Linked DNA regions of Homo sapiens: region 1 is linked to region 2. Evidence: chromatin loops called from intact Hi-C (ENCODE). Cell type or tissue: A673. All regions are shown on one strand. Each heading gives the region's core, and the rest is flanking DNA. Links, peaks and the distances in the headings are about the cores only. Region 1 has its middle 34 kb from the start of PTF1A. Region 2 overlaps KIAA1217.

The links. Hi-C counts contacts between places; a loop is a spot of excess contacts. Peaks named below come from ENCODE experiments on the same cell type or tissue, not always from the same donor. Only the 100,000 strongest peaks of a DNase experiment are listed, where the experiment ranks them.
Region 1: a loop joins it to region 2, with 4 times the contacts of the local background. A loop is called at or near these places in 9 of 110 quality-filtered maps.

The regions. Positions count from the first base shown.
Region 1 is chr10:23,150,983-23,166,132 of GRCh38, forward strand. No RefSeq gene overlaps it. Among named protein-coding and RNA genes, the nearest start is that of PTF1A, 34 kb to the right of the region's middle. RefSeq lists an enhancer at 6,303-6,492. In A673, for the core only: a CTCF peak has its summit at 7,525; DNase peaks (open chromatin) are centred at 7,219 and 7,599; H3K4me3 peaks cover 834 bases.
Region 2 is chr10:24,354,778-24,369,927 of GRCh38, forward strand. All of the region lies in intron 2 of KIAA1217, which reads left to right. Among named protein-coding and RNA genes, the nearest start is that of MIR603, 87 kb to the left of the region's middle. RefSeq lists enhancers at 5,732-5,811, 5,842-5,901. In A673, for the core only: a CTCF peak has its summit at 5,942 (motif pointing left); DNase peaks (open chromatin) are centred at 5,934 and 8,484; H3K27ac peaks cover 2,527 bases.

The DNA.
Region 1 (15,150 bases), core at 4,854-9,853, 1.2 Mb before region 2:
TTGGGGTGCAAAGCTCTGTTTGCTCTGCTCACTGCTGAGAAACAGAAGCTTGTCCACCAGGAGAGCCTGTCATCATTTTCCTTTAGGGACCTGATCCATTACTGTGGCCACCACTAAATCAAAAGCTCTAATTGTCTGTCAGAGAGTCTTCAGGGGGTGATGGAGGGTGGGCATGGTTAGGAGGTGCAAGTTGCCTGGCAGCACGTAACCCTTTCTGACCCGCGCATCTTTTTGCTGTTCACACGATTTGTCATCTTGCCTAGAGCCGGTTGGGGCACACCTAACCTTGGTGCCTGCTCGGCCTTGGCCCAGCCCAACAGCAGGTGCAGACATTAAGGAGTTTCCTGTGGCTGGGCACTGCCAGCAGCCTGGATGGACGAGAACTTGAGCTGGAGGGCTTCATTTTCCATGAGACTCTCTCCCATTTCTTTTGCTTATTCTGTTTCATTTTGGAATGACTCCTGGATTTTTTGTCACTGAGATGAACAACAAATACATTTCCCCAGAAGCAATAAATACAGTTTTCCATTGAGGATAAATCACCTGGGTTTCCAGAAGATTATCCAAATGTAGGAATACAGCCAACAAGATTTCTGGAGATTCTTCTTGATCCTATCTCACTAATGTTAGAATATCTAGGAATGTGTTCTAAAAACCTGTAAACCACTAGACTTGTTCATCACTGGCAGCCCTTTTCTTTATGGTTACAATAACAAAAAGTACTAGGACTCATATTTTGATAAACTTTTTAAAAAAGTTTCCCTTTTTCAAGACCCTTTGGAAGAAAATTGGTTGTAGGCTGGGTGTGGTGGCTCATGCCTGTAATCCCAGCACTTTGGGAGGCTGAGGTGGGTAGATTGCTTGAAGCCAGGAGTTCAAGACAAGACTAGGTAACATGGCAAAACCCTGTCTCTACTAAAAATACAAAAATTAGCCAGGTGTGGTGGCATGCGCCTGTAATCCCAGCTTCTTGGGAGGCTGAGGCACAAGAATTTCTTGAACCCGGGAGGCAGAGGTTGCAGTGAGCTGAGATTGCACCACTGCACTCCAGCCTGGGTGACAGAGCAAGACTCAGTCTTAAACTCAAAAAGAAAAAAAAAAAGAAAATAGGTTGTAAAAAAAAACCCATATATATACACATACACTTAGATATTATATATAATATGATATGTAATATATGCTAGATATTATATATAAGATATGCTAGATATTATATATAATATATGATAGATATTATATGTAATATATGATAGATATTATATGTAATATATGATAGATATTATATGTAATATATGATAGATATTATATGTAATATATGATAGATATTATATATAATATAGTATATGATAGATATTATATATAATATAGTATATGATAGATATTATATATAATATAGTATATGATAGATATTATATAATATAATATATGATAGATATTATATATAATATAGTATATGATGGATATTATATAATATAGTATATGATAGATATTTATAATATAATATATGATAGATATTATATATAACATAATATATGATAGATATTATATATAACATAATATATGATAGATATATAAAATATAATATATGATAGATATATAAAATATAATATATGATAGAATCATATATTATATATATCTATATATATCTATTGCTATATATATCATATATAGATATATCTATATATGATAGATATGACATGATTGTATATCTAGAAAACCCCATCGTCTCAGCCCAAAATCTCCTTAAGCTGATAAGCAACTTCAGCAAAGTCTCAGGATACAAAATCAATGTGCAAAAATCACAAGCATTCCTATACACCAACAACAGACAAACAGAGAGCCAAATCATGAGTGAACTCCCATTCACAATTGCTTCAAAGAGAATAAAATACCTAGGAATCCAACTTACAAGGGATGTGAAGGACCTCTTCAAGGAGAACTACAAACCGCTGCTCAAGGAAATAAAAGAGGATACAAACAAATGGAAGAACATTCCATGCTCATGGGTAGGAAGAATCAATATCGTGAAAATGGCCATACTGCCCAAGGTAATTTACAGATTCAATGCCATCTCCATCAAGCTACCAATGCCTTTCTTCACAGAATTGGAAAAAACTACTTTAAAGTTCATATGGAACCAAAAAAGAGCCCGCATCGCCAAGTCAATCCTAAGCCAAAAGAACAAAGCTGGAGGCATCACACTACCTGACTTCAAACTATACTACAAGGCTACAGTAACCAAAACAGCATGGTACTGGTACCAAAACAGAGATATAGATCAATGGAACAGAACAGAGCCCTCAGAAATAACACCGCATATCTACAACTATCTGATCTTTGACAAACCTGAGAAAAACAAGCAATGGGGAAAGGATTCCCTATTTAACAAATGGTGCTGGGAAAACTGGCTAGCCATATGTAGAAAGCTGAAACTGGATCCCTTCCTTACACCTTATATAAAAATCAATTCAAGATGGATTAAAGACTTAAACGTTAGGCCTAAAACCATAAAAACCCTAGAAGAAAACCTAGGCATTACCATTCAGGACATAGGCATGGGCAAGGACTTCATGTCTAAAACACCAAAAGCAATGGCAACCAAAGCCAAAATTGACAAATGGGATCTAACTAAACTAAAGAGCTTCTGCACGCAAAAGAAACTACCATCAGAGTGAACAGGCAACCTACAAAATGGGAGAAAATTTTCGCAACCTACTCATCTGACAAAGGGCTAATATCCATAATCTACAAAGAACTCAAACAAATTTACAAGAAAAAAACAAACAACCCCATCAAAAAGTGGGCGAAGGACATGAACAGACACTTCTCAAAAGAAGACATTTATGCAGCCAAAAAACACATGAAAAAATGCTCACCATCACTGGCCATCAGAGAAATGCAAATCAAAACCACAATGAGATACCATCTCACACCAGTTAGAATGGCAATCATTAAAAAGTCAGGAAACAACAAGTGCTGGAGAGGATGTGGAGAAATAGGAACACTTTTACACTGTTGGTGGGACTGTAAACTAGTTCAACCATTGTGGAAGTCAGTGTGGCGATTCCTCAGGGATCTAGAACTAGAAATACCATTTGACCCAGCCATCCCATTACTGGGTATATACCCAAAGGACTATAAATCATGCTGCTATAAAGACACATGCACACGTATGTTTATTGCGGCATTATTCACAATAGCAAAGACTTGGAACCAACCCAAATGTCCAACAATGATAGACTGGATTAAGAAAATGTGGCACATATACACCATGGAATACTATGCAGCCATAAAAAATGATGAGTTCATGTCCTTTGTAGGGACATGGATGAAATTGGAAATCATCATTCTCAGTAAACTATCGCAAGAACAAAAAACCAAACACCGCATATTCTCACTCATAGGTGGGAATTGAACAATGAGATCACATGGACACAGGAAGGTGAACATCACACTCTGGGGACTGTTGTGGGGTGGGGGGAGGGGGGAGGGATAGCATTGGGAGATATACCTAATGCTAGATGACAAGTTAGTGGGTGCAGCACACCAGCATGGCACATGTATACGTATGTAACTAACCTGCACAATGTGCACATGTACCCTAAAACTTAAAGTATAATAATAAAAAAATAAAAAAATAAATAAGATATTATATATAATATATGATAGATATTATATATAATATATGATAGATATTATATATAATATGATATATGATAGATATTATATATAATATGATATATGATAGATATTATATATATGATATATGATAGATATTATATATAATATGATATATGATAGATATTATATATAATATGATATATATAATAGATATTTTATATACTTTTTTTTTTACTTAAAATATCTCCCTCACCCCCTTCTTTTCTCTTAGGGCCCTTCCCTCTGTTGGATTTGAGATCAACTTCACAGTTCAGAGTTGATCGCTAAAAATACATTAAAAGGGCAAACAGCTGAATATGTCTAAGTTTTTGATAATTTTTTAAAACAGTCCCATTAAAGGTTGCATTGGAGAGAAAAGAAGCAGTAGAGGGGGAAAGACTGAAGGTTGAGGAAAGATGGGAGTGGGTGGGCCAGAGTCGGGCTTGGGGAGGCTGAAGCCGGGGTCAGGGACTGGCCTTGGAGAGGAACAGAGGTTTATTCTCCTGAGCTGGGAGGGAAGGAACGAGGTGAGGATGTGGAACTGATGAATGTGTTGGCAAGGAGGTAGGAAGTTAAGCCAAGTAACTCAATCGCCTCAAGTTTCACCGTGTTGAGGTTGAGGCAGATTCTTGAGAAGCAGTGAAAGCAGGTCTGTTCTGTAGCTGATGGAAGGAAAGAGGACAGGGGTTCCAGAGGCGTGCAAACGGCTTTGTTCATTACAACAGAAGTTCCTATTACAAATCTCACCCTAGCCAGGCACGGTGACTCATGCCTGTAATTGCAGCACTTTGGGAGGGCAAAGCAAGTAGATTGTTTGAGCCCTTGAATTCGAGACCAGCCTGAGCAATGTGTTGAAACCCCATCTCTACAAAAAATACACAGAATTTGCTGGGTGTGGTGGTGCGCACCTGTAGACCCAGCTACTTGGGAGGCTGAGAGATGGGAGGATTGCTTGAGCTCAGGAGATTGAGGCTGCAGTGAGCTATAATCACACCACTGCACTCCAGCCTGGGTGACAGAGAGAGACCCTGTCTCACAAAAACAAACAAACAAAAAATCTCACCCTCACAGTCCCATAAATTACAGGCGTGTGTGGAAATTGGCATGACCACCTTGGGGAAGTATTAGGGTTGCCACAAATCCTTTTTTCCTTCTCCTATTTGGAATTAGGCAGAGTCTAATTCTCATTCCTGTGAATCTGAGCTGGCCTAGGTGACTTGTGTGACAAGCAGAACGTGGCGGAGGTGACGCTGCAAGCCTTCTGAGGCTCGGTCAGCAGCAGCCTTGTGGCTTCCCCCTCCATCTTCTTGAACACTTGCTCCAGGGGGAGCCAGCTATGCTGTAAGGTGCCCCACCATCCTGAGATGGCCACGCTGGAGAGGCTTCATGGAGGACGATCTCGGCAGTTCCAGCTGAGCCCAGCCTCACAGCTGTCCCCGCTGAGGCACCAGGTGTGTGGGTGAAGCCATCTGGTACCCTCCAGATCACTTGATAGCCAAATACTTAAATGATCTTAGTCTGAGCCAAGGGGAGAGAGGAACTGCTCAGCTGAGCCTGCCTGAATTTGTAGCCCACAGAATAGATGTAATAAAATGGTGGTGGTTTTAAACCACAGAATGTTGGGGTGATTTGTTAGGTAGCAATAGACCACCAGAACAAGTACCAGCCACCAAAGCTGAATGTACCCAGATCCTAGGACCTATGCATCCTACTTCTGGATAAATATCTCACAAATATTTGTCTCTATGTGCACCAAGACACAACAAGAAAGGTCATAGCAGCGTCATATTCATAACGGCACCAAACTGGAATCAATGTAAAAAAAAAAACCAAGATGAGAACGATCCATCTGCTGGGCTAGACTGCATGGAACAGGAAAGTCGCAGAGGGTAGGAACGAGAGAAATCTGGAGGGGCCTTTGTGACCTAATTAGGAGCATTCCCAATCACTCGGCTGTGCGGTGCTGATGATGACGCCCACCTTCACCACTTCCTCCACCCACACTGCACGTGTGAGCCGGCCCTTCTCCAGAGCCAACCCCATTTTCCTCCTATGTATTTGTTCTGGTCAATACAAGCTTACAGCGTGCCAGGCACTGTGCCTGTTGAAAAGAAAGAGAGAGAGGATGGAAGGAAGGAAAGAAGAAGGAAAAGGAGGGAAGGAGAAGGGAGGAAAGAAAGGAAAGGAGAAGGAAAGAAAGGAAGGGAGAAGGAAAGAAAGGAAAGGAGAAGGAAAGAGAGGGAGGGAAGAAAGGGAGAAGGAGCGGGAGGCAGGAAGGAAGGAATTAAGGAAGACAGGAAGGAAGGAAATAAGGAAGACAGGAAGGAAGGAAATAAGGAAGACAGGAAGGAAGAGAGGAAGGGAGGGAGGATGGAAGGAAGAGAAAAAACAAAAAGAGAGGAAAGGAGGAAAAGAGGGAGGAAGAAAAATAGAAAGGAAGCAGGGAGGGATGAGGGGAGAGAAAGAAAGGGAAAGAAACCAACTAGCTATTAAAATATCTTTCATTTAGGAATCACAGGCCTGTGAACAATTCAATACAGCAAAACAGCAGTGCTGTGCAGGTCTGCGCACTTCTTTTGTGTGGATCAAAGGATTTTGCCTTTAATGCACAACCTGTCTTCTCTACCAGACTAGAAAGGAAACTCCTTACCACTAGGGACTTTTTACTGATCTTAACTTCCTGCAGTGTCCAGCACAAGGCCTTGTGCATGATAGGTACTTTCAAAACATTTTTAAAAATGGAAGAACTACATTAAACGTGAGCGACCAACTCTCAGGTGGTTGGGTTTGCGAGGTCACCCACGAGATGACCTTGAGCTGATGCGAATGGTCCATCTTGCTGCAATCAGCAGAACTCAGCCTCTGAACGCCCTCACTGCACCGCCACACTAAGCACACTAGAGTCAAGGACTATGGGCAGCCAAGTGCGTCCAAAAACAAATGCCCCTGCCTGACGGCCCATGACTCTGTCATCATAATGAGCGGTGAGCTCCAGGCACCGGATGGTCCCGTGTAATTAATTATGCAGCGTCGTAAAAAGGCAGGCAGGAAATGTCCTCTGGTCAACCGGGGAGGGCAGAGTCCTGGGGGCTGAAGAGGGTCCCGCAGGTGGAAATAAGCACCCAGGAGCTTTGGGGGATCTTGCTACACTTGCTTCTGTTGTCCAGGGGGTGGGCTCCCTAGACACCTGAGAGGCACAGCATTCTTGTGTCAGGACAGGGCTGAGCTGCAAAGCCCCTGTCGCCTCCCACAGCAAGGGCAGGTAAACCTCAGTGATCCATACCCCACCGACCAGCTGTAGTTTAGAAATTTCACACACACGCGCGCGCACACACACACAGAGTTGGAATGCAAAGTATGCATTAACTTAATGTGGTTTTAAAATTATTAAATATCCCTTATCAACCAACTAGAAATGTGCAACTAATATTAGCGGTGGGAGGAGGGTTCTCGAATTCTAAACGGTAGATTCTGTTTGAGGTGTCTAAACTAAGACAAAAAATTTCACATGTGTGACTCATCCAAACCATTAGAGGGCGACCTTCACCTTTACAAGTCTTTTGAGCAATTGTGGGGGGTGGTGGGGGAAGGCAAGATCCTGACATGTATTGAATGGACTTTGTGTTGTAGACTAAGGCACTATGGAAGAAAAATGGTAGCTACCAAAATTAATATACAAATATTGCTAAAATGCCATATCTATTTTGCATAGAGTGGAACTGAATCAATTGTATCTCTTGAATTTTGCTTTAGCTCTGCCTAAATTGACCTAAAGTCCTCAGTCAATTCCTTCATCCTTGGAATTTAGCCAAGGATTTGTGTTAACAGACTGTTTCGTTGCATTTTTCTATTTTCCAAATAAGTGAGTTGATGCGCGACAGGATTGTTTATGAGGGGGGGATGAGTTCTGCAAGAGCCCACCAGAGGGAGCCAAATGACTGCTTTAGAACCCTTCATTCACTGCTGCTTTGCTTTTCCTCTTTGGGAAGCTGCTTAATCAAACCCATTGAACACCCTTCCCTCCCCTCCCACCACCCGAGACACTTAAAAAATTAGAAGTAATCCTAGCACCAGAAATGCACATTCCGTATTTTCTTAGCCCACAGACTATGAACAAACAAATAATACTGCTGTGGCGAGGTATTTTAACAGTGTGAAAATTGCCCACTTAATAGGGAATAGAATAATTAAAGAGATCTTGGCTTAGGAAAAAAAGTGAAACGGCGGACACACAGTGAGAAAAAAATCCGGTCAAGTACAGTGACCTGCCAGGGGATGGGAGAGAATTCGAGAACCAATTAGGATTCTAAACAACTTACCCAACTGAACAGATCACTTTTCTCCTATTTTCAACGAACATTTCAAGCATCTGCTTTCAAAGGAGCCTTGACAGTGACTGTTTCTTCTTTCATTTTTTATTTTTATTTATTTATTTATTTATTTTTTTGAGACGGAGTCTGGCTCTGTCGCCCAGGCTGGAGTGCAGTGGCGCGATCTCGGCTCACTGCAAGCTCCGCCTCCCGGGTTCACGCCATTCTCCTGCCTCAGCCTCCCGAGTAGCTGGGACTGCGAGTAGCTGGGACCACGAGTAGCTGGGACCACAGGCGCCTGCCAACACGCCCGGCTAATTTTTTTGTATTTTTAGTAGAGACGGGGTTTCACCATGTTAGCCAGGCTGGTCTCGATCTCCTGACCTTGTGATTCGCCCACCTCGGCCTCCCAAAGTGCTGGGATTACAGGCGTGAGACACTGCGCCCGACTGTTTCTTCTTATGCTGTGATGGGGGTTAGCTCTGCTAGGAAGTTTCTAGACGAACACATCCTCCCTGGTTCTGTGCTGCTTCAGACCTATGAGACCCTCTGTTCAGATCAACAGCATTTGCCCACTGGCATTTGCCATTATTGGCATTCTGAAGGCCAGGATCTGCTGGGAAAATGGTGTATCTGAATTTCAGCCACGTTCTTAAAATATCCATCCTTGGCTGGGCGCCGTGGCTCAAGCCTGTATTCCCAGCACTTTTGCAGGCTGAGGCCAGGAGTTCGAGACCAGCCTGACCAACATGGTGAAACCCTGTCTCTACTGAAGATACAAAAATTAGCTGGGCGTGGTGGTGCGTGCCTGTAATCCCAGTTACTCGGGAGGTAACTGGGATTGAGGTGGGAGAATCGCTTGAACCTGGGAGGTGGAGGTTGCAGTGAGCCGAGATCGTGCCACTGCACTACAGCCTGGGTGACAGAGTGAGACCCTGTCTCAAAAAAAAAAAAAAAAAGAAAAAAAATCCAACCTCTTTCTTGACACTCTTACCTTTCTACCCACAACCTGAGGGGCTAATACATCTTTCCTCTTATGTGGCACACACTTTGTAATATATTATAGCTCCAATTCAATTCCATAGTTATTTTTAATCTGACTTTCCTATTAAACTGTCAGTTCCTTGAGAAAAGAATTTTGTCTTAATACTCTCCCTAGCCCCAGAACCAAGCAGGATGCAATGCACACACTAGGAGTAATTCAATGTTATGGATAAATGATATCTTTATGAACAAGGTGTAAAATAATAAATAAGAACTAAGAGACAGCAGGTATTTACATGGTGCCAGTCTCGGTCTAAGCACTAGATGTGTTCACTCATTTCATCTGCAGAAATGCGCTGTGAAACAGGGGATAGGCACTACAAGTGTCTACATTTTTAAATTGGCAAAACTAAGGTGATGGATGAGGAGGATTAAGTAACTTGCCCAGGGACACGAGTAGTAGAAGCTGAGACTGGGGTTTGAACCCCAGGAGCCTGATGCCAGAGCCTATGCACACAACCGTAAGACCATAAAGAGCCACACCAGAGAATGGAGACAGGATGGTTATGCAGGTCACAACCTGCTTAATGACTATACTCAAAGTGTGCTGATTAATTCACAACCAATAAAATCTTGACTAGAGTAACATGTTACTTCCCTCAATGTGTTAGGTAGGGCAAAAAGCTGAGCTACTGGAACAAGAGAACACCCCTTCCAAATATAATGGCTTAAAGACCAAAAAGCACGCGTTTTTCACTCAAGTAATAGTCTGGGGTGTGTGTTCTGTGTCAGTGAGCAGCTCTGCTCCGTGTGGTCATCCAGGGACTTGAGATCTTCCATCGTGGAGCTCTGCCATCCCTGAGGGCCTTTTCTCTGTGTGGCTGGGGCTGGGCCATACTGTGTCCAGGCTGCACCCAGCAGGAAGGCAAAAGAGACATGGGGAAGGCACACTCACTGTCTTGACGCCTCATCTTTGGGGAGAACTTAGTCATGTAGCCACATTTAACTGCTGGGAAATGAGGTCTTGCTGACTGGAATATTATTTGGCAAAAAAGGAGGAATCAAGTACTGATACATCCACAGTGTGGGTGAACCTAGAAAACATTAAGCTAGTGAAAGAAGCCAGTCACATAGGACCACACACTGCATGATTCTCATTATATGAAATGTCGAGAGGAGGCAAATCTACAGAGCTGGAAAGTAGATTAGTGATTGTCAGGAGCTGGGGGGATGAGGAGATTGGGGGTGACAGCCAAGGTGTGGGGTTTCTTTTGAGGGTAATAAAAATGTTCTAAACATGATTGTGGTGATGGATATAATATATTGCGAATCTACTAAATATACAAAGTCATTAAATTTACACTTCAACTAGGTGATTTGTATGATGTGCTAATTACACCTCAATATAGCTGTTGAAAAGTCATCATCAGCTAGAACAACAGGCTCAAATCAACCCGATGAAATGTATCATAGCTCCAGGGAAGAGCCAGCGGTGTCAGCGAAACTCCATTTCACAAGAGCAGGATGGGAGAGACATGGCTGAGCAGACCCCAGTGAGCTGCAGAAGGATTTTGGCATGTCATAAGCTCAGGGCAAGCTGCTGAAAGAGTTAAAGTCACTGAATTCAAGATTGTTCTCTCGCAGTTTAACTTCCAGGGGCTGTCAGGAGCTTTAGAGAGTCAATAAAGCTCCAAACTCACTATTAGGAAAAATAAACATGAAAAATTGACATCTTAACGCAGTGACTGCCAAGGATTCAGTGTCAGAAGAGTCCAGCTGGCCTCAGATTTTTTGACTCAGGGCTTCTGCTCTCAGGCCTGGCTGTGACTTTTTTTTTTTTTTTTTGAGACTGAGTGAGACTCTGTCACCCAGGCTGGAGCGCAGTGGCACGATCTTGGTTCACTGCAACCTCTGCCTCCCAGGTTCAAGCGATTCTCGTGCCTCAGATTCCCAAGTAGCTGGGATTACAGGCATGTACCACAACGCCTGGCTAATTTTTGTATTTTTAGTAGAAACAGAGTTTCACCATGTTGGCCAGGCTGGTCTCAAACTCCTGACCTCAGGTGATCCACCTGCCTTGGCCTCCTAAAGTGCTGAGATTACAGGTGTGAGCCACCATGCCCTGTCCCCTGGCTGTGACTTCAGCCCCTGGAGTGTGCCCATCAGGGACAGTGGAGATTAGAGTGAGAAATTTCTTTAGTTTGGGGCTTTTGGGGTTAGAAGCGTGGGGCAGGGTAGGTATGTCTTGGTGACAAATGGCCAGGGTTCCCGAGGACACACCAACAAAAAAAGAAAATGAGGCTGGGGGGAGCCAGAAATCAAGCCTCAAGAGAAGGAAATCAAAATTGCAGCAGATACAGTATCTCTAAACACCTCCCAATCATGCTTCCTTATCTCTGGCTTTCAACACCTCCTAAAACGTCAGTTTTACCTTCTGCCATTTGCACTCCATCCCTTACCAAAAATAACCTGAGGAGGACAGAATGGAAAATGTGACGTATAATTATTGCTCCGACTAGGTTTAGATTTTACCTTTGAGCTACCTGACAGAAAGACAATGGGATTATTTAAATAATTCTCATTTTCAGAAAGAAGAAAACATACCAAATTCTTAAGATATAAAAGATCTACTGACACAGCAGCTAAACAAAATTTTGACATGAATTTATGTTTTAAAGGATAAAATCTAGAAATGGAAAAGCATTTTTGATAAAGCATGGCTTTATGATTCATATGTATTGCTCGGAAGTTTCTGGTGCTTTGATTAGTTCTACCAGAGAGCTACATATATTGGAAATCAATGTAAACAACTTAATTTTCCTATAATTCAGCCAACCCCACCCCTGCATCCAGCAATTATTTATGTCCCTGGTAGGTTGTAGCACTGAGGTGACCGAAGGAAGGTATATTAGAGGATGAGAATGGTACTTGCCTTCAAGAAACCTAGTTGACAAGTCGAGTTTGAGACCAGCCTAGGCAACACAGGGAAACCCTGTCTCTACAAAAAATTAAATTAAAAAAAAATGGCAGGGCATGGTGGCACATGCACCTGTGGTCCCAGCTACTTGGGAGGCTAAAGTGGGAGGGTCACTTGAGCTCAGGAGTTTGAGACTACAGTGAGCTATGATCACACCACTGCACTTCAGCATGGGTGACAGAGGGAGACCCTATCCAAAAAAAAAAAAAAAAGAGAAAAGGAAAGAAAGAAAGAGAGAGGAAGGAAGGAAGGAAGGGAGGGAGGGAGGGAGGGAAGGAAGGAAAGGGAAAGAAACTTAGCTGGGAGGCAAAACACATGAAATAATTTGAAATGGGAAATGGCAGAAACTGAACTACTGCTGTGGGTAGCAGTTAGTCACCTTAGCTTAGTAGTGGAGGATTCCAGGAGAGATCAATAAGAACCACAATTGTAAATAAAGACCCAGAACAAAGGTCTGGAGAGCCCATCTCAAGAATTTGGACCAATCTCCTTCATAAAGAGGGCATGAGGCTCCCACTCACCCAAGAAAGGCTGGTCCTGTGCCAACAAGGCCAGAGAGCTGAAACAGCCAAGCCACAGGCCTCATTACAGGACAGCCGTCCCCCACAACAGATGCAGCCCCACCCAAACAAGAGAGTTTGGGGACAAAGGAGAGCTAAATCTCCTGGCCATCCCCGATCCCCCAGCCCCATTTCAGCATCACTGGGGCCTCAAAGGGGCCAGGTGGCATTGGGGGCAATTCTGCCATCAGCCCCTGGGAACTGGCATTTTTAATCTGCTCAATTAGGAATGTAAGGACATCTCACTTCCATTTGCCAGGCTGGCAGGGAGGGTGTGCCGACAGCCAAATGCGCTTAGTGTTGCTGAGCAAAAGTGGAGGAAATTCAACAGAAATGCAACCTCCGGCCGGGCTCGGCAGCTCACACCTGTAATCCCAGCACTTTGGGAGGTGAAGGTGGGCAGATCACCGAGGTCAGGAGTTCAAGATCAGCCTGGCCAACATGGTGAAACCCCATCTCTACTAAAAATACAAAAAATTAGCTGGGTGTGAAGGCAGGTGCCTGTAATCCCAGCTACTTAGGAGGCTGAGGAAGGAGAATCTCTTGAACCTGGGAGGTAGAGGTTGCAATGAGCTGAGATCACACCACTGCACTCCAGCCTGGGTGACAGAGTGAGACTCCATCTCAAAAAAAAAGAGAAAAGCAACCTCCTTCAGAAAGAGAGCCATTGGCTGACAAAACACCCAGAGGCGCCCAGCTCTCCTTTCCAGCCCTCCATGTTTGACCATGACTGCAGGACTGTGACGGTCAAGGGTGTCTCTCTTTTCCTCACTTCGAAATCAGGATAATAATAGACAGTGATTGCTTTTGCAAAGATTAAGGCAATGCCTGTAATGTGCTCAGGCCCGATACCTGTATAGAGAAGGCACAAGTTTAGCTGCTAGGACACGGCTGATTTCTAGCATTTTCGTTCTTCCTTCTGGCGTTTTTAGTCCCTCCACTCCTGGAGGCCACATTCAGACTAGGTCTCTCCTGGGATGCAAGGAGAGAAGGTTCAAATACACTACCGTGAAGAATCGCTCTGCATATCAGTGTCTCAGCAACAAGTCAAGCTGTTGCCTGAAAATGTCTGGAAGTTCATGGAACTTTTTCATGAAACCCAAGGGTGTGGCTTCTGGGATTGCAATGTGCAGCGGCATCATTTACAGGGCTCGCTCACCTTCTTTTGCTCTGTGCCTCACCAGGAAGAAGTGGGGTTGTGGGGGAAGCTGTTTTTATACCCTGGAGGCTCAATCTGTCCTCCCCTACTTCCACTCCTGGCCTTCTCTTTCTTTTGCAGCTCACAGCACATGAATTAACCATCCCGTTACCCAAGGTCTGTGCCAGGGAGAATAATGGCCCCCAAATATGGTCACGCTCAAATCTCTGGAACATGTGACTATGCTAGGTGACAAGGCGCAGGGAGATTAAGGTTGCAGATGGAATTCAGGTTGCTAGTTAGCTGCCTTTAAAATAGATTATTCTGGGTGATCCTGGGGGCGCTAAGAAATCACAGCATTCTTAAAAGAGGAAAAGGGAGGAAGAAGGAGATGTGAGTGGGGGAGAGATAGTCCAGGGATGCAGTATTACCGGGATTTGAAGATGGAGGAAGAGGCCACAAGCCAAGGAATGTGAGCGGCCTCTAGAAACTGAAAGACAAGGAAACAGATCTACATGGGTCTCCCCTAGAGCCTCCAGATAGAAAGGCAGCCCTGCTAACACTCAGTTACAGTCCACTGAGACCCAAGTCAGACTTCTAAAATTAATAATTTTTTATTTTCCTTTATTTGTTTATTTATGTATTTATTTTTGTAGAGACAGAGTCTCACGTTGTTGCCCAGGCTGCTCTTAAAGTCCTGGCTTTAAGTGATCCTCCTGCCTTGGCCTCCCAAAGTGCTGCAATTACAGGCCAGAGCCACTGCATCCCAGCCTTCATGTCAGACTTTTAACCTACAAAACTGTAACATAAGGCCCCAGGTGCAAGGCTTACGCCTGTAATCCCAGCACTTTGCAAGGCTGAGGTGGGTGGATCACTTGAGTTCAGGAGTTTGAGGCCAGCCTGGCCAACATGGCAAAATCCCATCTCTACCAAATACAAAAATTAGCTGGGCGTGGTGGTGCACACCTGTAATCCCACTTGCTCTAGAGGCTGAGGCATGAGAATCACTTGAACATGGAAAGCAGAAGTTGCAGTGAGCCGAGATCGCACCACTGCACTATAGCCTGGGTGACAGAGTGAGACTCTGTCTCAAAAAAACCAACAAACAAAAAAACCTGTAACATAATACACTTGTGCTGTTTTATTTGTGGTAATTTGCTATAGAAGCTGCAGAAAATTAATACAGGTCTTTCTTTTCATCTATGGTGACATCCATTCTGTCCCCCAAGATGTATTTCTTACAGAGAAGGCACACGCCATCCCCTTGATTTTTCTTTTGCCTTGGCCTAACAGGCTGGTCAAATCCTGCTAAGCCCCTATGCCTGTGGACAAGGGTAAAATTTGTCATCCTCCACGGGACCCATCACTGAGAGTCTGTGTTAGAGAGTAGGGAATGGCCAAAGAGAGCCAGGCATGGAAGAATCTGGAATCCCAGCCACCCGGGAGGCTGAGGTGGGAGGGTCACTTGAAGCCAAAAGTTTGAGAACAACCTGGGCAACATAGCAAGACTCCACCTCTAAA
Region 2 (15,150 bases), core at 3,835-8,834:
ATGGAGCCTGGGGCTTGGGGTTTATATGGGTACAGGATAGGGAGGCATGGCAGACCAAAAGGCAACATTTGGGCACAAAAACAGGAATGCCCGTTCCCATTTAGGGCCATGGGTTTCCAGACTTGAGGGTGGGGCTTTTGCCAAGGAACCACCCTCTTCTACCCAGTATTTCCCTGCCTCCTGTCCATGTCATTTGTACAAGAAAACATTTTTCTCCCAGTAAAGCTTATCAGTTTTCACAGAATAATTGTCAGCCCCTAAAGTATTTTTGGCTGTCTCCAGAGGTTAGTAGGTAAGAAGCTTGAAGATGAGGCCAGAGTTCAGCATTGAGCTGTCCCAGGTGACACAGACTGGTGAGGGCAGGCAGGTTGGCTGAACTCAGTCCCTGGAGCTTGGGGCCAGAGGAGGTTGCAGCTGTGTAAGCAGGTGGGCTTCAGCCCCTCAGGATAGCAAGTCTCACAGCCAGGGATGCAGATGCTAACATCTGTCACATTGTCTTCAGTGGTTTATTATCTTAGTTTCAGCTGCTGCAACCAATACCATCGACTTGGGGGCTTAAATGACAGGGATTTATTTCTCATAGTTCTGGAGGCTAGAAGTCCAAGAGCAGGGTGCCAGCATGGTCAGGTTCTGGTGACAACCCTCTTTCTAGTTGGTAGACCTCTGTCTTCTTGCTGTGTCCTCATATGGCAGAAAGAAAGCATCTGTCTCATGTCTCTTTTTAGAAGGACACTAATCCCATCACAAGGGCTCTACTCTTGTGACCAAATCACACCCCAAAGGCCTCACTTCCAAATACTATCACATTGGAGATTAGGGCTTCAACATGTAAATTTGGGGTTGGGGGGCACTCACATTCAGTTCATGGCACTTGTGAACTGAAGCCAAGTGTTGTAGGTCTTCTGTCGCCACAGCTGAGCAGGCTGAGATGAGCATAGCAAGTCCTCACTCTTTTTTTTTTTTTTTTTTTTTTTTTTTTTTTTTTTTTTGAGACAGAGTCTCACTCTGTCTCCCAGGCTGGAGTACAGTGGCCCGATCTCGGCTCACTGCAACCTCCACCTCCCGGGTTCAAGCCATTCTCCTGCTTCAGCCTCCCCACTAGCTGGGACTACAGGTGTCTGCCACCACGCCCGGCTAATTTTTGTATTTTTAGTAGAGACGGGATTTCACTATATTGGTCAGGCTGGTCTCAAACTCCTGACTTTGTGATCCACCCGCCTCGGCCTCCCAAAGTGCTGGGATTACAGGCTTAAGCCACCACACCTGGACAGCAAGTCCTCATTCTTTAGCAGCAGAACATTTTAGGGTCTCTTCTCTTTCTTTTGTGCATAACTTAAGTTTCTTCTCCTTAATGATAACATCATTGCTTTATTATTTTTAGAGCTTTATAGTTAACAGTGCTTTCAACCAGTTTGCTTCATTTGTGCTTCCTGGAGACCACTGTGAAGTAGGTGGGATGATTATTGCCATTCTGCAGATGCAGAAATTGAGGGTCATGGTTTAGTTGCCCCAGTACAAAGCCTGATGCTGGGTTAAGTAATTTATTCAAAGTAAAACAGCATCGAATGCTGAATCTACATCTTGAACCCAGGTCCTTCTGACCGCAGGTCCTTCCCATGGGTATTTAGAGATTTGCAAAAAGCACTTAGAGCTCCTGCCCATTAGTCTAGGCCTTCCTTGATAATAACCTTGTGGGGGAGACCTCTAGTGTGGCCAAGGATGTTAGGAGGTTGCCGTGGTTTCAGTGTGTCCCCCAAAGTTCATGTGTTAGAAACTTAATCCCGAATGCAACAGTGTTGAGAGTTGGGACCTATAAGAGGTGACTAGGTCATGAGGCACAACCCACAGGAATGAATTAATTCTGTTATCTTGGAAGCACGTTCCTAAGAAAAGAATAAGTTTGGGCCCCCTCCTCTGTCACTCACACACATGCTCCCTTGCCCTTCCACAATTCCACCATGGGATGACACAGCAAGAAGGCCCTCGCCAGATGCTGGCATCTTGATATTGGACTTCCAGCATCCAGAACCATGAGGAATGAATTTATTTTCTTTATAAATTACCCAGACTGTGGTATTCTGTTATAGCAACATGATACGGACTAAAACAGAGGCCATCTGTGTCTAAAGCAACTTAAAGCTAAAATTTGCCAAAAAGGTTTAATCCAAGTCTTCATTTTAATGCATAAGGAAATTAAGGGCCAGATAAATGCCTAAGTTACAATGAGTTTGAGGCAGGGCCTGGGCTAAGAATTGGTCTCAGACTCTCAGCCCAGTGCTCTCCAGATCATTGAGCCTTACCTCTCCCTCATAGAGTGGCAAGATAAGATGCCCCACTCGTACCACGGCCAGCCATTATGGAAACTTTCAGGGTAGACCTTGTATGAAGGCCAGCCCCTGCCCACTGTAGGTAGAGGAAGACAAGACACTCAGAAGCATCCCTCAGCTGGCTGCCTGGGCCTGGAGTAGTACGAATCACCTTGCTTTGGATGCAAGCTGGTCAGAATCTGTGAGTTTCTACACTCTGGGCCTGTTTCCTATGGAAGAAAAGGGAGAATCAGAAGTGCATTCTGGACTAGCTTCAATAAATCATCTTATGTCTTATCCCACCTCTTTTCCCTATTAAAATTCTTACCTTTGGCCGGGCCCAAGCTTGAGAAGGCCACTCCTAAAGCAAGGCCCCTTTGGACTAGGGCCTGGGCAAGAGTTAACTGGCACCTGCTATGCCAGCACAAAGCTTAATTCCCCTGCAGCAGCACACCCGCAGGCAGCTATTGAAGCAAGGATGGAATGTCTTACAATACAAAGCCTTTGTAATAATGAGAGGGAAATAGAAACCAGAGGTTTGCAAGCTCTTTTTTTCTTGGGGGGTTCTGAGTATTTTTGTTTAACTTAAGTTTCGTGTTCCAAGGAAGGGGCGTTTTAGTGAAAATTGTGAAGGGAAACCCTGCCAAACAGAAATTCCTTATAGGATGAGTATTTTCCTCCTTTCAAGGTGTGAGAGCGACCAAGAAGCAATAACGCATAGGGGAGTCGGGGTGATAGATTGGAATGCTCTTGGCTGGAGTGTGATTGGTGTCTGGAAGTGAGTCCCAGCAGGTTGGCTGGTGAGGCCATGTGAGCATTGGGCCTGTTCCAGGGCTGTGAAGTGTGCAGGCTTGCTTGAGGCTGTAGGCACCACTGCCTGAGCCATGCACGTAAACTCCCCAGACCCTAAGAGTAGTTTACTGTCAGGGGGTAAGCCCCCAAATCAAGCAAGCTGCACAGAGCCAAGACTCCCAAGAACCAATGCCTTCTTCCAGCCTTTCATTCATTCATTCTGTAAGTGAAAACTCAGCGTGGATGTGGATGAAGATATTCATGCCTTTGTGATCATTACATTTCAGTGTGTGGGTGCAAGGGGAAGGAGACAGATAAGAAGTGAGCAAATAAGTAAAGTATCTAGTGTGTCTAGGGGTTTTAAATGTTATGGAGGCAAAAATAAGCAGAGTTCTCAAGGAACTGGTCATCCCGATGTCCATGGGCTGCACTTGGTTGGGGCAGTTCTAAGAGTATCTGTCACACTTGCAGAGACGACCTGGGTCAACTCTTCCCAGGCACTTTGTAGAACACCGGGCAGGGATACTTCAATTTCACTCTTTGTTAACTGGGAATGTGGAGGCTTAGGAAAGAACTCTGAGATTTGTGAATGTGATACCAGTCCTCCTATAGTTAACCAATGTGTTTGTTCATTCTCATACACTCTTGCATTTGTATGAGAATATTAACTATTTCAAAGCTCTCATAAATCTATTGCATCATTTTAGTCTTATATCAAAGTAGGAAGGGTGGATATTGAGACACAAAATTGAAGATCAATGACTGTGCTGTGGCATGGGTTGTCCAGTCAGGACAGTGGCCATACACAGTGGTTGGCCATAGTGAAAACTGGCTGAATAGTCACCCTGTATATGACAGGTTTGCTTTGCAATTTGTTTTTTGTTTGTTTATTTTTTGCATTGCAATGGCAAGGTCATAGAAATAATCTTGTCACCCTTCAAACTCACTACTTTGAAAGCCAGCACTCCATTGTATGCATATATATACACATACACACACAAAGTGTACTTGTTTTGTTTTTTTAAAAATCAGTCTCCTTACTTTGACCCATGAGAACAGGAGCACACAGGAGTTCAGACATATCCATTGGCCACATAGTACCTGAGATCTGTGAATGAGATCACAGTCGTCCTATAGTTAGCCAATGTGTTTGTTCATTCTAATACTTTCTTTCTTTCTTTTTTCTTTTCTTTTCTTTCTTTCTTTCTTTTTTTTTTTTTTTTTGTTTTTTTGAGATAGAGTCTCACTCTGTCACCCAGGCTGGAGTGCAGTGGTGCTATCTTGGCTCACTGCAACCTCCACCTCCTAAGCTCAAGTGATTCTCGTGCCTCAGCCTCCCAAGTAGCTGGGACTACAGGCGTGTGCCACAAAACCCAATTAATTTTTTGTGTGTTTTTTGTAAATACGGAGTCTCAGCATGTTGGCCAGGCTGGTCTCCAACTCCTGGCCTCAAGTGATCTGCCCGCCTCGGCCTCCCAAAGTGTCGGGATTACAGGCATGAGCCACCATGCCTGACTTAGCTTTCATTTGATGAGAATATTAATTATTTCAAATTGCTCATAAATCTGCATTACTGTATGTCAGATATTGGCTTTAGCATTTTTCTCAAGTTATTTCATACAACAAAGTATAATATAAACATCATTATTACTATGTCATGAATGAAGAAAGTGTACATGAAACATGCCTAAGGTAATATGCCCAAAGTCTCACAGATAGTAAGTGTTGAAAATGAAGCTTACGCCCAGTTCTTTCTCTTTCCAGAAATTATACTTTCAACCACTATCCTATATTCACTATAGGATTACTTTAGATTCTAAGATTCCTTAGGAAATTAGAAATTCTTAGAATTAGAAGCTGTTGGGATATCACCCTGAACTCTTTTTTGTTAAATGTTGCTGCTTTTTAGTTTATTTACCCTTGAAGGTCTTTGAGGCTTTATATTTTATTATTGTTATATCAACTATAATTCTTAGTGTGACTTATAAAGTCTCACAAGGCTACGTAATTTTATTCCATCTTTAAGTATTTTAAACAGTTAGAAAAGGAATTATATTACAATTAGATTTCTCAATTTAGTAGCTCTTTTTTTTTAACCCAAATAATCAGAAATTACTTTGCTCCCCCAGTTACTGACAGACTGTGTATCTTTAGGATATAATTACTTTTTTTTTTTTTTTTTTTTTTTTGAGACAGACTCTTACTCTGTCGCCCAGGCCGGAGTACAGTGGCACAATCTGGGATCACTGCAACCTCTACCTCCCGGGTTCAAGCGATTCTTGTGCCTCAGCTTCCCGAGTAGCTGGGATTACAGGCACACGCCACCATACCCGGCTAATTCTTTGTACTTTTAGTAGAGATGGGGTTTCACCATGTTGGCCAGGCTGGTCTTGAACTCCTGACCTCAAGTGATCCACCCACCTTTGCCTCCCAAAGTGCTGGGATCCTGTCACGCCCGGCCAAGATAGAATTACTTTCAAGACTATTTCCCAACGTTTGGTCTTGTTATATTCTTTAGTTTTGTGTCATGAGGCTACTAATTTTTTATTCCTCAGTGGTAACTTTATGAAATCTCTTAGACTTGCAGCAATCAAGCCTCTCCCTTCTATCGTGGGCTTTAACTATGCAAGCAGTCAGCCCATTACAGTTTTTTCACAGACTGGTTACATTCAGCCCGAGTTTGAACCAGGGCCATTTGGGGGCATTTGGAGAGGATGAAGATGGACCAAAAGCAATCAGTTGACCTGTGTCTTGTTTCCTCTTGAATTTGGGATTTCAGCTGCCTCCTTTGATTATGCTGGAGACTGTATCATACTCGCTAGGTTCAGGGCACCCCCTTGTGGTGCAACTCGAAACGTAATCAACGTGAGGAAACAGAATGATGGCCAAATGACGAGGAATGAAGAGGCCACGCATGTAGATATGATTTTATTGTTCTTCCCATTTTTAAAACTCTCAAATCAAATCTCCTGTTTTTCTCCTGTTGTTTCAAATTTATCAGTAGTTATTTCAATGCTAAGTGGTTTTTTTTTTTTGGAGGTAGAAACAAATCAGAAAAGCAAGCACAAATAATTTAATGCTACATCTCGGGAGTTTTTAAAAAAATTTTATTACAAAAGTAACCATGGATATTCTAGGAATGTTAGAAATAATAGACTAAGAGTAGGAGAATTATTTACAATCCCATGACCCACATAGAATACTTGTGTTAATATTTTGGTGTATATCCTTCTCCTATTTTTTTCTAGGCACATAGACTCAAAGGAAAGAAACCACATGCCACAAGCACATGCCATTTTTTTTTCTTATTTATGTTATTTTATTTTTTGAGACAGGGTCTAACACTGTCACCCCGGGCTGGAGTGTAGTGGCGCAATCACAGGTCACTGAAGCCTCAACCTACTCAGGCTCAGGTAATCCTCCCACCTCAGCCTCCCAAGTAGTTGGTACTGCAGGCAGACGCCACCATGCCTGGCGAATTTTTGTATTATTTGTAGAGATGAGGTTGCAACATGTTGCGCAGGCTGGCCTTGAGCTCCTAGGCTCAAGCGATCTTCCCACCTTGGCCTCCCAAAGTGCTGAATTTACAGGTGTGAGCCACAGTGCCCAGCCCATTGTTTTCTAATATGATTTTATCCACTTAATTATATGTGTGAACTTCTTTCCCTCCTGTTACATGATAGCTACTTCATCATTGCATGTGGTTGCCTGGTTTTGTTGGTTCCACTGTGTGTGGGCAAATACCATATCATGCAGGGCCTCCTTGTAGATAACTGTAGATTATTTTCTTGGGTTCTTTATTAGAAATAGAATGGCTGGGCCAGGGGCGATGGCTCACGCCTGTAATCCCAGCCCTTTGGGAGGCCGAGGCGGGAAGATCACGAGGTCAGGAGATCGAGACCATCCGGGCTAACATGGTGAAACCCCGTCTCTACTAAAAATACAAAAAATTAGCCAGGCGTGGTGGCGGGCGCCTGTAGTCCCAGCTACTCGGAAGGCTGAGGCAGGAGAATGGCGTGAACCAGGGAGGCGGAGCTTGCAGGTTCGGGCCACTGCAAGATCGGGCCACTGCACTCCAGCCTGGGCGACACAGCGAGACTCTGTCTCAAAAAAAAAAAAAAAAAAAAAAGAAAGAAAGAAAAAGAAATAGAATGGCTGTATCAAAAAGATATGCAAAATTGTCTTCTTGTTCATTTGTTAAAATAGAGCATCTTTTTGAGAATGCAATTTTTTTTAAATCTGCAAGTTCCTAACATTTGCATCCTTAGTCTGTGTTAGGAATTGTGTACAGTGTTTCACATGCCTGGATCTCACTTCATCCTCCCAGCAACCTATTATGATCCATTGCCACACCAACTTGCTGATGAGGAAAGTGGGGCTTAAGGAAATTAAAGAGCTGTTGTGGGACTTCCAAAGCAGAAGACAGTAGGCTTTCAGAAATTTGATAAAAATAGCACTTTGCATTTCTTGAATCTTGAGCTAAATGGAAATTAATACTAAACATTCTCCACTGGTAAAATAGAGAATAAGGATATTAACAGTAAAAGAAAAGAAGAAGAAAAGGAAATGTGCTTCCACAGATTTAGAAACATAAGTAACAATCTAAGTTAAGGCTTTGGCGATTAGATCTTCATGTTGGAAGATATGCTGGATGGCTCAGTGATTTGCTGTGCAATTACAAACCCGAGACAATTTGTAATACAAAGAGCTTTTCATGAGATCTTACATTTTTTTATGAATATATTTTCGTTTACCATGGTTAGTCTCCTAACTGGTTAAATTGCTTCCAGAGAGTCAAAATTTGACTCTATGTAAAGTGACATCAGAAAGTCTCTAATTTCTGGGCCGGGCGCGGTGGCTCACGCCTATAATCCCAGCACTTTGAGAGGCCAGGGTAGGCAGATCACTTGAGGCCCGGAGTTCGATACCAGCCTGGCCAGCATGGCAAAACCCTATCTCTACTAAAAATACAAAAATTAGCCAGGCAGAGGTTACAGTGAGCTGAGATCATGCCACTGCACTCCAGCCTGGGTGACAGAGTGAAACTGTCTCAAATTTAATTAAAAAAAAAGAAGAAGAAGAAAAGAAAATCTTTAATTTGTGAACAAAAGTGGAACTTTGGGTGAGTGCTTAAATTTTAGCAGCCTCCAGAGTTTCCTGATGTTACTCCCTAGAGATCAACAATTCACTTTTTCCCTCCTTTACTGATACTTTTCTTTGTGCCTTGTTATAGAATTATATTTATTATAGAAAACCCTGAAATAGACATAGCAAAAGAAATAAAATAAATATCGCTTGTCATTCAGACCGTTTGAAGTACTGTACGTGTGTCATTCATTTCTGGTTCTCTCCACTACATTTGCTCATTGTGTGGTTACCCAATATTTATTATTCTTGAGCAATTCTTCTCAGACTCATCAGCATTAGGAAAGAAACTCTGAACCCCTTTCCCTTCCTGCCACATTTAGCCTTTCAAAGAGATCTCAAGTGCCATTTAGTACAACAACAATGTCTGAAGTTTCTTTTTGCCATTTTCTTATGATAGCTGATGAATTTATTAGGAGTCTCTGAAATAATAAATGCTCTTCTGTTTAATTTTTACAGTATTATTATTTTTGCCATTCCTTGAGGTAGTTGAGTCTTCCTGTTTTCTCAGTAACATTCCTTTAGTTTTTTGTGGGTTTTGTTTTTGTTTTTTTTTTTTTTTGAAACAGGGTCTTACTCTGTTGACCGAGCTGGAGTGCAGCGTGCAGTGGCACAATCTCAGTTCACTGCACCCTCCACCTCCTGGGCTCAAGCAGTCCTCCCACCTTAGCCTCCCAAGTAGCTGAGACTTCAGGCGTGTGCCACTATGCCCAGCTAATTTTTGTATTTTTTGTAGAGATGGAGTCTCATTGTGTTGCCCAAGCTGGTTTTGCACACCTGACCTCAAGCACTCAGCCCACCTTAGCCTCCCAAAATGCTAGGATTACAGGCATGGGCCACCGCACCAGGCCCATTCTTTTAATCTTGATCTAACCTCTTTATATGTGATAAACTACTGATTATCATTAGCATAGATAATCCAGAAGTTCACTGAAAACACTCAACTCTGGTCTCATCCACTTTTTTTTTTTTTTTGAGACAGTGTTTTGCTCTTGTCGCCCAGGCTAGGGTGCAATGGCGCAGTCTTGGCTCGCCGCAACCTCCGCCTCCCAGGTTCAAGTCATTCTTCTGCCTCAGCCTCCTGAGTAGCTGAGATTACAGGCGCCCACCACCACGCCCAGCTAATTTTTGTATTTTTAGTAAAGATGGGGTTTTGCCATGTTGGCCAGGCTGGTCTCGAACTCCTGAGCTCAGGTGATCCACCCGCCTCAGCCTCCCAAAGTGCTGGGATTACAGGCGTGAGCCACCGCACCCAGCCACCCGCTCTTATTTTTTAAGAACAATTTTCTATCGTATAGTCAAAGCCGTAAATCAAGCTTGTAAATGCTCCACGTTGATTTAGCAGGTATATGTGAGAGGCCTAATAAAATCCAGTTTTCTTTTTTATTGCTCTTATTGTTGGGCTCAAAACTTTCCACACAGATGGAACCTACTGAGAAGCGAAAAAAGGTTCTCAGTGAGGTTCATTTTGTAATCCTGAGAAAACTTATGTGTGATTATAGGATCCTGAGGCCTAAAGTTCGTGAGCTTATTCCATTGCATCTTCTGAGAAGGGCTTCCTACGTCTCCAGCATCCCGGGGCCTTCCCTGCTCTGATGGTGGGAGATTCTTCCAGCTTCTAGGTTTCCGTGACCTTAGTTAGCAAAGGCAGGAAAAGATGTAACAGGTAGACTAGGGGTTTGCTCCACAGTTCGGAGGCTTTGAGCAATTGTGTGTTTCTCTTGCCTGCCTGCCTTCCTTCCTTTCTTTCTTTCTTTTTTCTTCCTTTCTTTTTTTTTTGTTTTGTTTTGACAGTGTTTCTCTCTGTTGCCCAAGCTGGAGTACGTTGGTGTGATCATAGCTCACTGTACTCACTGCACCCTCGACCTCCTGAGGTCAAGCAGTCCTCCCCCCTCAGCCCCCTCGGTAGCTAGGACTACAGGCACTTGTCACCACACCAAGCTAAATTTTTTCTTTCATCTTTTGTGGTAATGGGAGTCTCCCTATGTTGGCCAGGCTGGTCTTGAACTCCTGGCCTCAAGCGATCCTCCTGTCTCAGCCTCCCAAAGTGCTGGGGTTACAGGAGTGAGCCACCTCACCCATCCTCCCCTACTTTCTTGACTTTCAGATGATATTTGTCTAAAGCAATGGCTGTAGCGACTTTCCTTGCCCCCGTTTCTCCATATTTCATTTTCTTTGTTGTAAGTTCCTCTGATGAGGGTCACCTAGCAGAGAGTGGTTGAGGTCTCTTTGTCCCTCCTGGCAGACTCACTGGGACTCCGGTCTCTTCCATTACCACTTTCCATTCCTGGTCCTCTCTGAAGGGCTGTGGTTGTCCTGGTTCTCCTCCCGCAGCCGGTGTTACTTATCATCGCTCTGTGATTTTCTGTGCTTTTTTTTTGTCCCCCTTTTCCCTGTCCATAGCAGCTCTTCAAATCTATCATCCTGTTTTTATCTTACACTTTTATTTACCATGCATCTGCAGGGCTTTATTATTTGTGGTCTACTTCAGGGTATTTCTTTCACAGTTGATGAAGCCTGTAAACTTCAGAGCAGAGAATCAGAGGGCCCTAAGCAACCCTCACCTTTCTGGTGAGAATATATTCACCTAGAAAAGGGCTTTTATGAGGTCACTTTAGCTAATTGTTTTTCTAATAGTGTCACTCCCTTTTTCTCTTCAAGGTCTCTTCAAGTTCTTTTATTTATTTATTTATTTTTTTAACCCCTATGTGCATCTTGGGTAGAATATTTTAGTACAGTTTTTGTCTGGAGACCTGTTGTTTGGCTTTTTGGCTTTCGAGTGTAGCCATCTGTGTTCAAGTGTTCTTTTTCTTCTAGTGGAAATTTGTGTCTGATGTGTGGGACTAAGTTCTAAGTAATATACACACATATATATAATCTATACACAATGGTGATATGGATCATGGATATTGTATAATTCAATCATGACGGTACTTAGAGGCTCCTATATGTTACTAGTCCTTATGGATATGTGTATATGCGTGTGCAGTAAGATATGCAGCTATGGCACCCCACTGGCAGATATTGGGCACAAGAGGAAGTCACTCTTCTTGCATGAGGATTATAGAAATTTTCATTTTTTAAGTCACAAAAAAATATTTCACTGCCATGTTTTTTTAAAAAGTTAAGTTGCTCAAAAATGAGTCGGATGCAGTGGCTCACAAATGTAATTCCAGCACTTTGGGAGGCCGAAGCAGGCAGATCACTTGAGGTTAGGAGTTTGAGACCAGCCTGGCCAACATGGTTAAACCCCATCTCTACTAAATATACAAAAATTAGCCAGCTTTGGTGGTGGGCGCCTGTAATCCCAGCTACTCCGGAGGCTGAGGCAGGAGAATCGCTTTAACTCGGGAAGCAGAGGGTGCGGTGAGCTGAGATCACGCCACTGCACTCCAGCCTGGGCGACAAAGTGAGATTCTGTGTCAAAAACTAAAAATAAAAATAAAAATAAAGTCAGTGGCATCAATGAGAATTAAAATATTTAAATGCTTGCACAGTAAGCATTGTAAACCAAAGGCACACTCCAGGGTCCACCAGGTTCAAATATTAGAATTTGTGCCCTGAATTACAGTGTGGATCTTCTGTTCCTGCATGTATTCACCTTGGGTGTGCCCTCCTGCATGGCAAAGCATGGGCAGAGAGCACTGCACTCACAGGCCTGCTTTCGTGGAGCAATCTAGTGGCCAGTGAGCCCGGGGCCAGTGACAATCAAGATGGCAGCCTCAGACTGCATTCTGGCTAAGAAAGCTATTTCATTTGGGTTGGGCAGGCTCTAGTAAGTTCCCTGCAGCTCTGGGACAACCTCAGGGATGGTGGATTAATATGACACATTCTCCAATGATACAAGGTGAATTCAGAAGCGCCTATGGCAGGGTATTTTGGGGCAAACCCATTGCTAGTTAAGGCTTCAACATGTCTTTCTAAAATATAAGGATGGAACTGTCATCATTTTTCTTTCTTTTCGGGGAAGAGGAGTTAACCGTGCTACATTTTCATCATGAATAAATAGGTGGTCCATTTGGTCAACCTATTCTTTTTCTCTTCATGTTTTCACCCCTTTTCTTTCCTATTTTTTTCTTGTTTTCTCCTGGTCCACAGGCTTTGAAGGGCATGCTGATCTCTCTTCAGGCAGAACTTGACATTCAAAGGTACTTGATGAAAATTGAATCGTCTCAGCGAGTTAGTACTCTACCTGTTCTTTTTCTGCATCGAGTTGCACCCTCATCCTGCACCTTTCCCTCACCTGCAAGTGCCATTCTAATCAGTGTCAGCCACTAACGCCTGCACTTTTCGCTGTTTACCCCAATCCCTGATTCAAAACTATCAGAGCCAAGTGCTTGTAGCATTCTGAAATATGTGCATTTCTAAAAATTATGAGAGTCAGTATTAAAATGAACACTAATTGCATGCTTGCTTCGAAATATTTAATTTGCTTTCCACAGATTGGATTGTGGAATCAGCAGTAATGCAACCACAAGCTGGAGATCTTTGAATAATTGTTTGAAAAGTGGGCATCTCTAAGCAGAGATCCTATCCTTGCCAGCTTGCTCCAGCAGAATACTCATGGCAGTAAAACAGAAGCCTGAATCATTCTGACAATCCCAAAGCTATGTCATTCTGCTTTGCTCAGTTCCAATGTGTCCAATGTTGGGTCCAGATCATTTTACTTATATACATTTTAATAATGATCATAATGGAAATAAACACATTTCTTTAGAACTTATATACACCAGGCACTGTTCTAAGTGCCTTACAAGTATTAACTTCTCACAGCAACCCTGTGGGGGAGGTATACTATGATCCCCATTTTACAAATGAGGTGATTGAGGCACAGAGAAGTTAAGTAACTTGCCCAAGGTCACACAGCTAGGTAATGGTTGTGCTTAGGAAATGTTCGGCCATCTGGCTTTGTACAAAAGTGACCTCCTTCCCATTGGTCAGTCTTCAGTGACCATGCTTATCTCTTTACCTTCCCCTTCTTAATAATCAGTCTCATTGATCTCTTTTTAGGGTAACAAGCTCAATTTAGAAAGTTCCTGCCCAGACAAATAAACATTAAAGTTCAAGTTTAGACACTAAAGAGAATTTTCATGTCACACATCATCCCAATTCTGATGAGTGTTTATCCTTAATTTTATTCTTAATCATTTTCACATTCCTAAAATTCATGCAAAATAGAGGCATCTTTATTATTTCCGTGCGCATGTATTGTGCACTAAGTTAAAATGCAGAAAGGGAAAAGAAGGGCATAGTGAGCTCTTCCCTACAACTTCACACCCTGCCATTAACCTTTATTCCTACTTTCAGAATAGAGATTTGACATTGCCCAGTGGGATTTTCCCATCATAAGTAGTACTGAGTTTGGGATTCCCTCCCGCTATTCTTTTTTTCTTCTGCTTGAAACAAATAAATCTTCAGTACTGACTTTCCTTTTCTTTCTTTTTTTTTCCATATCAGCAAATAATTGGATATCTGAAATTTTTCTTGAAGTGCTTTTTTGGCATTTACAAGCATTTTAAATTATAATGCTGTTTTTCAGAGATGGAATAGGATGAAGGTTAAGGTTGGAAATCGAAGGTGATCTTCCCCCTTTAGTGAATGAGTAACTCTCAGATCCTCTCCAGATGTCAAATTCTGTTTTGAAATTGGATGTAACTATTTACCTATCTCACAAGACCAAGATGAAGGCATGGTGGATCCATTAAAGGTTTGTTTGTACCCTTCTCCTCTCACATAGGATCCCAGAAGCTACGGGACTTCCCAAGAACAGTAGGAAGCTGAGCCATCTAGAATCACCCTACTGAGAGTAACACCAGCTTACTACCTAAGGAAAGCTAAATGGTTGGCATCTTTTATAATTTACCAATTGCTGTCCCATGCAACATTTTTCCAATTACTTCTCACTTTATCAAGTAGATATTCTGATTATTTTATAAAAGTGAGAACCGAGGTTCAGAAAGGTTTCATATGGAGTTGCACCGTGAGTTCATGGCAGGATTGGAGTCTGCTTTTCATAAAATAACCTGATAAAAACAGTAAGTTCTCTCATTATAAATTTTGTCTTCTGTCCATCTCTTCAAACACTGGTATACTTTCCTAGAGCAGGACTAGAGGAAAATCAGAATCTTTGGTGCAGAAAGCTAGTTAGAACTTTCACTATGTGTGTGTGTGTGTGTGTGTGTGTGTGTGTGTGTGTGTTTTCATTTGAAAATCATTCCAGTGAAATTGGGCAGGTGGTAGTGGTGGTTGTTTTGGACTGGCGGGAGGGGGAATGTGTTTGAAATTAACAGTGAACGCTATTCCCAGGATGTATGGGGAGGGTCTGGCCATAAGCTCTGAGCCTTGGTGACCCCAGGAACCCACAAGAGTCCCTCTTGCCCAGTTCCCTGTGGCCTTCTCCACTGTGGGGTGATGAGGACATCATAAGCTCTCCCATGGCACAGCCCATACCCTCACTGAGGGTGAGGGCCTTTGCTAGCAAGGAAAGCCTCTTTGGTTTGGCAACAATGCAATTAAGTTTTAGGGGTACGATTCCGTGGCTTGGGATCCCACATCCTCTCCATAAAGCACTGAAGCCTAGGTTGCAGAGATGAGCTTAAAAATGGCTTTTGTTAAGAAGGCCTTCTAAGATGTGTACTTAGCACCATGTTTTGCTGGTTGTATTTTACTTGAGACTTCAAAGGCTACAAGCAGGTTTCTTTCCTTTTATCAGTATAATAACAGCAATCCTCACACAGACACCTTTTATCCTATAGCCTTTTAAAGTGCATTCCTGACTTTCTGAATTACAAAAGCATCTGCAGTCTTGCTCAGACCTCAACCAATGAGGATTTTGGCAGCCAAAGCCTGTTCAACATTTTACTTGTTGATAAGGCATTACTTTTCTTGTTTCAGAAAGAAAGGAGAG